Linked DNA regions of Mus musculus: region 1 is linked to region 2. A link is a contact called in ENCODE Hi-C data. All regions are on one chromosome and are shown on one strand. Each heading gives the region's core, a stretch centred on a gene start or an enhancer-like site at or near the end of the contact. The rest is flanking DNA. Distances are from core to core; before and after follow the strand shown.

Region 1 (3,329 bases), core at 600-3,099, 320 kb after region 2:
GCTCAGGTAAGTGTTCTGGCGTTTCCTAAGCCAGTTGGCGCTGGGCACTATGGTCTCAGATTTTTCAGTGTGTTCATTTTCTTATCCTCATTCAAATATGCAGTGAGGTAGTGTGTCCCAAAGACAGCCAGGTTCTAGCCCACAAACCCTGTGGTTGTTGTACATAGTAAAGGGGACTTTGCAAATATTATCCTGGGTCAGTCTAGTACCTTTATATGAAATCAGGAGTGTCCTCCTGGGAGGGGACACAGAGATGTTTGACACAGAGGGTTAAAAATACCAAGCTGCTACACAAAAATTGTCATTACATATATACAGATACATATACGTTATATACATATGCATCATATAAACATACATCATATACACATATATCATATACATTATATATACACACATACATATTCATTACATACATATGGATATATGCTACATATACATATGCATACACATGCACAGACACCATATACATATACATATACATACATACACACACACACATACACACTATATACCATAGTATGAATGTGGAGGTGAGAGGGCAGCTTTTGAAACTCAATTCCCATCCTCTCTCATGTGTGTCCCAGGCATGGAACTCATGTTCTCAGGCTTATCAAACAAGTGTCTTTACCTACTCGGCCATCTTGGCCACTCAAAGCTGCAACTTTTGACAATGAAAAATAGAGCTAGGAGAAATTCGGCTCTAAACAGCCTTGGAGAGAGGGAGGTAGGTAAGTGGTTTCCCTCCTATAGCCCGAGAGAGTGACCCTCCTAAAACCTTGACAGCTGGAGCCAAAGTGCTTTGACATTTCTGACACCCAAGCTTCAAGAGGAATCTCTGTGTGTTACTCTAAGCCATGAGTTCATGATGGTTTGTGGATGAGGCTTCCCGTTGTTTCTGGGTGGCTGAGGGAAGAGTCAGTTATGCAGATGTGAGGACATCTGGTGGAATCTGCTGGGCCATCAGGCTGAGAACACCATCCATCCACAACCTTGCTTGTACTTGGTAAGTACTGTATTCATCCCTCTCTGCTCAGACCCTGGTCCCAGCCTACCAGGAAGCCTGCCTGGTGCCTCAGGTCCCACCAGTTGCAGGCACCTTTGCAAGCTTCCCCTTCAGCATCTGCAGACCCAGAACTTCAATTGCTAATCACCTACTCCCAGGCTGCCCACTTTGGTCTCAGCTATGTGGATCCCTTCTGGACCATTCTGTAGCTGGCTATCACTCTGTCCAATGAAGTCTGTATCCATGACAGCATTTTACATACGTGGGTAGCTCTCCTAAGTCTCCCCAATAGATTGTACTTTTATTGTGGTTAATAATTCTATATTAAGTTCCCCTGAGTGATGTTTGTCTCCTGGTCAGATTTAGCCTACTTTGTATGATTCCATGATGAACTTTTAAATTAAATCTGCGTTATTTTCTTATCACAGTCTAGAAAAATCAACAAAACAACATCTAAGCCCTCACTTGTAATGTTGGCCAATATCCCTTCTACTTCCAATTTCCAGCTGTCAACACATCACAGAACATGGATTTAGGAAGAGAGAGATGTCTTGTGGCTACCATTATCTACAGTTTCTATTGATATAACACACAGATACAAGCCCTAAGCATAAATAATTTGGTAAAATTAATTAGGAAGTGTTGGTTCTCATATAGCATACTTAATTGCAAGTTCAAATAATTAATGGTTAACATGCCTGTGTTTAACAACTGGTTCGCAAAAATTCCAGATCACTTAAAAGTTGGCTTTTCTTGAGTACTACAAACCAGCTGCTGGCCAGCCCTGGGACAGAGGCCTTGGGCAACATGCCAAAGGTGCTGAGTACACTTTCTGTCAGGGCTGGCCTCTTCAGGGAGCAAAGGCGGTCTTTTGATGGCCTGCTGGGGTGAACCTGGGTCAGGAGGAGCCTTCACTGACCACATTTGTCGCTCCTGTCTTCCACTGTGACCTTATCTGCCCTCCATCGTGCCTGGTAACACGTGCACTTCTGGACAGCAGCGTCAGTTACCAGGCCCCATGCTTCTTAGAGCAACGAGTGTCTTGGTAGACACTGTTCCCAAGTATGGCTGAGGTGACTGGGATCAGGCAACCATACCTAGGTGTGCAAGCTTCAAAACTCACCTCACTACTCGCTAGCCAAGGGACTCAGAGCCAATCATCCACCGCCCACACATGCCCAATGAATCATGGTTCCAATGAGGGTGGAACAAGGTCATGGAAGCAAGGACAGGGCCCTCTAACTGAAGCAGCCGTGCTGGAGCCAGCGGCATACTCCCTGGGAACCAGCAGCGGGTCCAGATCACAGAATGCTATCAGATAGCCCAGCCTTCCCCCTACAGAAAACAAAACCCAGGCAAGCCACCTGACCTTTCTCTTGCATGTTTCCCAGGGATCAAAGAGCCTCTAACATTAACCCCAGAGGAGCTATTCCCAAATAGAGATAAAAATATTCCCTGTGCCCACTCCTGAAATTTTCTAAGGTATCCTCTGCGAGGGAGTGATCAGTGCCACCAAGGGGCCAGCTGGCTGGAAACAGAGTGGGGAAGCCTGGGTCGAGGTTCCCAGTCTGCTGCCTGCCTGGGGCCTGTGCTGTCCAGGGAATGAAGCTGCACCAAGACTCACAAGCATCATCCAGGCTGCAGCTTGGGTGTGGTCAGTGTGAAGGTAGCCTTAGCCTGGTTCTTCCTCGGCAAGACACTAGGAAGATGGTCCATGAAAGTGATCCCCGAGCATACATGTGAGGCTAACTCAGAGAGATATGGACAGAGACCCTAGAAAGTTATGGCCAGTGCCCCCACCCTCACCCCTGACTCGCTGCCAAGGGGATTCCCATCTTCCACCTAGGACCGTGCTCTCCTGCTCCCTCCAGCCTGGAGCTGGGGCCCATCCTGGGTCCAGTAGTCCAGGCCTTAGCAAACACCACATTGTGGTGCGGGTCCTCAAAGGATCAAGATTTTCCTCTGGTAAATCCAAAGGGGATGTTCTCAGAAGAGACGACCCCAACCCCAGATGGAGATGCCAGCACTGGACCTGCCCTCCCCACCCTGCCTGCTGCCTGTCTCCTGGCTTCATCCAGAATATCAAACAGCAAGTCTGGCTTAGCGGACCTGCAGGAATGGCCAGATTGTGGGATCTTGCTGTCCAGGAAGACTCCTGTCTAGTCAGTCCTTCCTCGTCTCACCTTTTCCCTTATCCCAAGTGTGGCCAAGCCACCAATTCACAGACATGTTAGCCAATGTGCCTTTTCTTCTTGGTCTTGTTAGTGAAAGGTGGATGACAGGTTAAAAGCAAGGTTCCAGCCACCAGAAACGATGGATAGAA
Region 2 (3,111 bases), core at 263-2,762:
AGAACGTCTATGAGGTATTCACATTCGTCACTGAGCTAGGTACTATAAGGAAGGACACAACCCAGCTGTGAAGGAGTGCAATAAAAGATATGGTAGCAGAATAAGCATTCTCCAGACTGCACGGTTTTCAGAGAGACAGCAGACATCAAAACTGTGCCAAGACAGTGAAAGGACCCAGATGCTCCTGAACCGGACTTTTCTCCAAGAAAGTTAATTTCATTCAACAAACACAAAGAACACTAGGATTTCCCATAGGCAGGAAGAAACTTTCAAAAATGGCAGTGCACAGCGCCCCCGAGACTTTGATTGCCTCTGGTCACAGTCTTATAATCTTAACCCCTTCCAAAGCCATCTCCTGAATAGTTAACGATTACCTCTCAGTTCTATGTTTTAAAAATCAAGTGCTACTTCTGTCAGAACTGAACAGGTGAGTTCCGCCACCCCACACACAGAAGTGACCATTATGCCACGGTCAAACAGCTCAATCTTGAAAACACCAAATTATCCGGGGCTGCGGGTCTGGCTCAGTAGCGCGAGTGCTTTCCTGACAGACATGAAACCCTGGGCTCATCCAAAGCACCATATAAACGTGGTGCAGGCATTTAAACCCAGCTCCCAGGAAGTGGAGGCAAGAGGGTCCGAAGTTCGAGATAAACCTTAACTATATAACGGTTTGAAGTCAGCTCGGAATACACGAGACGTTGTCTCAAAAACAAATGAACAAAACCAAACCGGAATTATTGGGGCAATTAAGGTAACTCTGGTACATATCCACCCTACCCTCAGGTGCCACATTAACGCTTTTGCTAAAAAACAAACAAACAAACAAACAAACAAACAAACAAAAAACACCAGCCAGCAGCCGGCCTGTCCGTAGCGTTTTCTATTTTCCTAGTCCTCCAACAGTTAAAGCTGCTCGATGAGCGGGGCAATGCCTAGTGAGTACGGTCCGGGGAAGGAATCGAGGCGCCGTGTTTGCTAGCCGGAACGCCGGTAACAAACAGCCCCAAAGGGCCCTGCGGGACGGTGGATCGGAGGCGCCCAGCCCGGGTGGAGGCCCACGGGCCAGGCTCCAGCCTCTGCGCACGCGGCGGGGCTGGTTTCCCGCAGCCACGCGCCGGGGCCGGAACACAGCCCGCGCTCCGTCTAACTCACCCCGGAGGTCCAGTTCACGGTCCCGTACGGCATTTGTGTACTGCGCCGCCTGCTCGATCAGCTCCGCCGTCAGCTTCACCATCCTGTCGCAGCCCGCGGACCCTCACCTCCGACACCAGCCTGCGCCTCCCGCCAGTGCCGTGTCCCACAGTGCACCGCGCCTCGCCGCCAGACAGCACCAATCGTATCCCCGCGCAGCTCGACCGCCAGGCTAAAGCAATCGAAGACGTAGCCCCCGTGTCTTTGCTTCTGGGTTCTGGGCTTGAGCGTGCCTGGGAGTGTGGGGAGCCCAGATTCCAGTTTTTTTAATCCAAAAGATAAGAACACGCGAGGGATGCTCTGTCTCACGTCAGTGAACCTCAAGGGAGGGGTAGTTGGGACTACTCTCCCTTCTCCACCCAACAAGGGGCGGAGACTGTGAAGTCTCCTGAAAGTCAAGTTCCTAAATGTCTAACTTGGGCTTCCGCAGGTAAGGGGCAGGACCCGTAGGCTGGATTGCCTTAAAACAGAACCCTTCTGACCTGGTACAGTCACCTTAAAGCTTGAGGGTGAACTTGTAGCCTGTAGACATTTAGGTGTTCATACCAAAGCGCTGGTCAGGTGGCTTAGAGGTTAAGAGCACTTGCAACTTTTGTAACGGACTTGAGTTGGCATTCCAATATCCGTCTGGACACCTGACAACTGCTTGTAACTTCAGCCTCAGGGGATTTGCCGTCCATTTCTAGCCTCCTCAGACACCGGCAACCGCAAACACACACACACACACACAAATAAAATAAACCATAAGTGATATTCATATTGACTAGCTGTGATGGAGAATGCCTTTAATCCTAGCAGTTTGGAGACAGAAGGAGGTGGATCTCGGAGATAGAGGCCATCCTCGCCTACAGAGCCAGTTCCAGAACAACCAGGGATACACAGAGAAACTCTATCTCAAGCAAACAAACAACACCAAAAAAATTCATACGAAGTGCAGGGGAATACACATATCAGAAATTGCCATGTGATGAGTGCCCCACAGTGAATACAATATACCTGCAGAGCCTTGGCCTCTGTCTCCAAAGGCTTAAATGCACAAAATCATGTGCATATTTTTTTAAATCATAGCTTACTAATTAATGTACATGCCCACCTGTGTATACGTGATGACCCCTTCAGCCCTAGGCCATCAACTCCAACTGAGGCTGCACCTTCACTAGTGACCATCCCTGGCCTCTCACAGTGCCAAGCCTTAAATGCACGAAATCATATGCGTATTTTTTTTAAATCATAGCTTACTAATTAATGTACATGCCCACCTGTGTATAGGTGCAGGGGAGGCTTCAGCCTAAAATTCCCTGGAGCTGGCCGTTGTGATCCTTTGGACATGTGTGCTAGAAGTCAACCCCTGGTCCTCAGCATGAGCAGAAAACACTCTTAAAAATACTTTTAGAAATTATTTGTTATATCTCTGTGGTTTTGGGCACATGAGTGCAGATACCCACAAAGGCCAGAGGTGCCAGATACTCTGAAGTCGGGGTTACACGTGGTTGCTGGGATCTGAACTCTGGTCCTCTGAAAGAGCTGTACACACTCTCTTACCTGCTGAGTCATGGAATGACTGACCTGAGAAGGAACTTGAACAGCTCACTCTCCTGCCTCCATCTTCATGTGCTAGGATTATTGGAGTGAGTTTATGTAGTGGTGACCCCTTCAGCCCTGGGCCATCAACTCCAACTGAGGCTACACCTTCACCAGTGACCATCCCTGGCCTCTCACAGTGCCAAGCCTCAGCTGCTGTTCGTAATCCCTTTGTGCCTTCAAAACTAGCATCACCTGGGTGATTCTTATACATTACCAAGTCCAGCTGCAGCATGAGGTACAACCTTGACTATCTCTGGAACACATTTTCTTTGGGCTCTCAGAACACACTTCCCAGAAGATTTCACTCCAGTAATGCTGGTCTCTTCTTAGTCA

Evidence for each region. A loop is a pair of places that touch in the nucleus more often than their neighbours do.
Region 1: a loop to region 2 is called in a map of left cerebral cortex, with 3 times the contacts of the local background. The contact joins the enhancer-like site here to the promoter of Snrpa1 in region 2. A Hi-C loop is called at or near these places in 7 of 37 maps with a recorded cell type or tissue (Patski and left cerebral cortex).

What each region holds. Positions count from the first base shown.
Region 1 is chr7:65,736,336-65,739,664 of GRCm38, reverse strand. No RefSeq gene overlaps it. Among named protein-coding and RNA genes, the nearest start is that of Gm33234, 45 kb to the right of the region's middle. Within about 2 kb of position 1,849, at least 1 of the 3 ENCODE cell types and tissues checked has a DNase peak (open chromatin) inside an H3K27ac peak, as active enhancers do.
Region 2 is chr7:66,058,737-66,061,847 of GRCm38, reverse strand. Snrpa1 (small nuclear ribonucleoprotein polypeptide A') reads right to left here and starts at 1,512. Exons shown (of 9, transcript NM_021336.4): 1 at 1,156-1,512. The coding sequence starts at 1,237.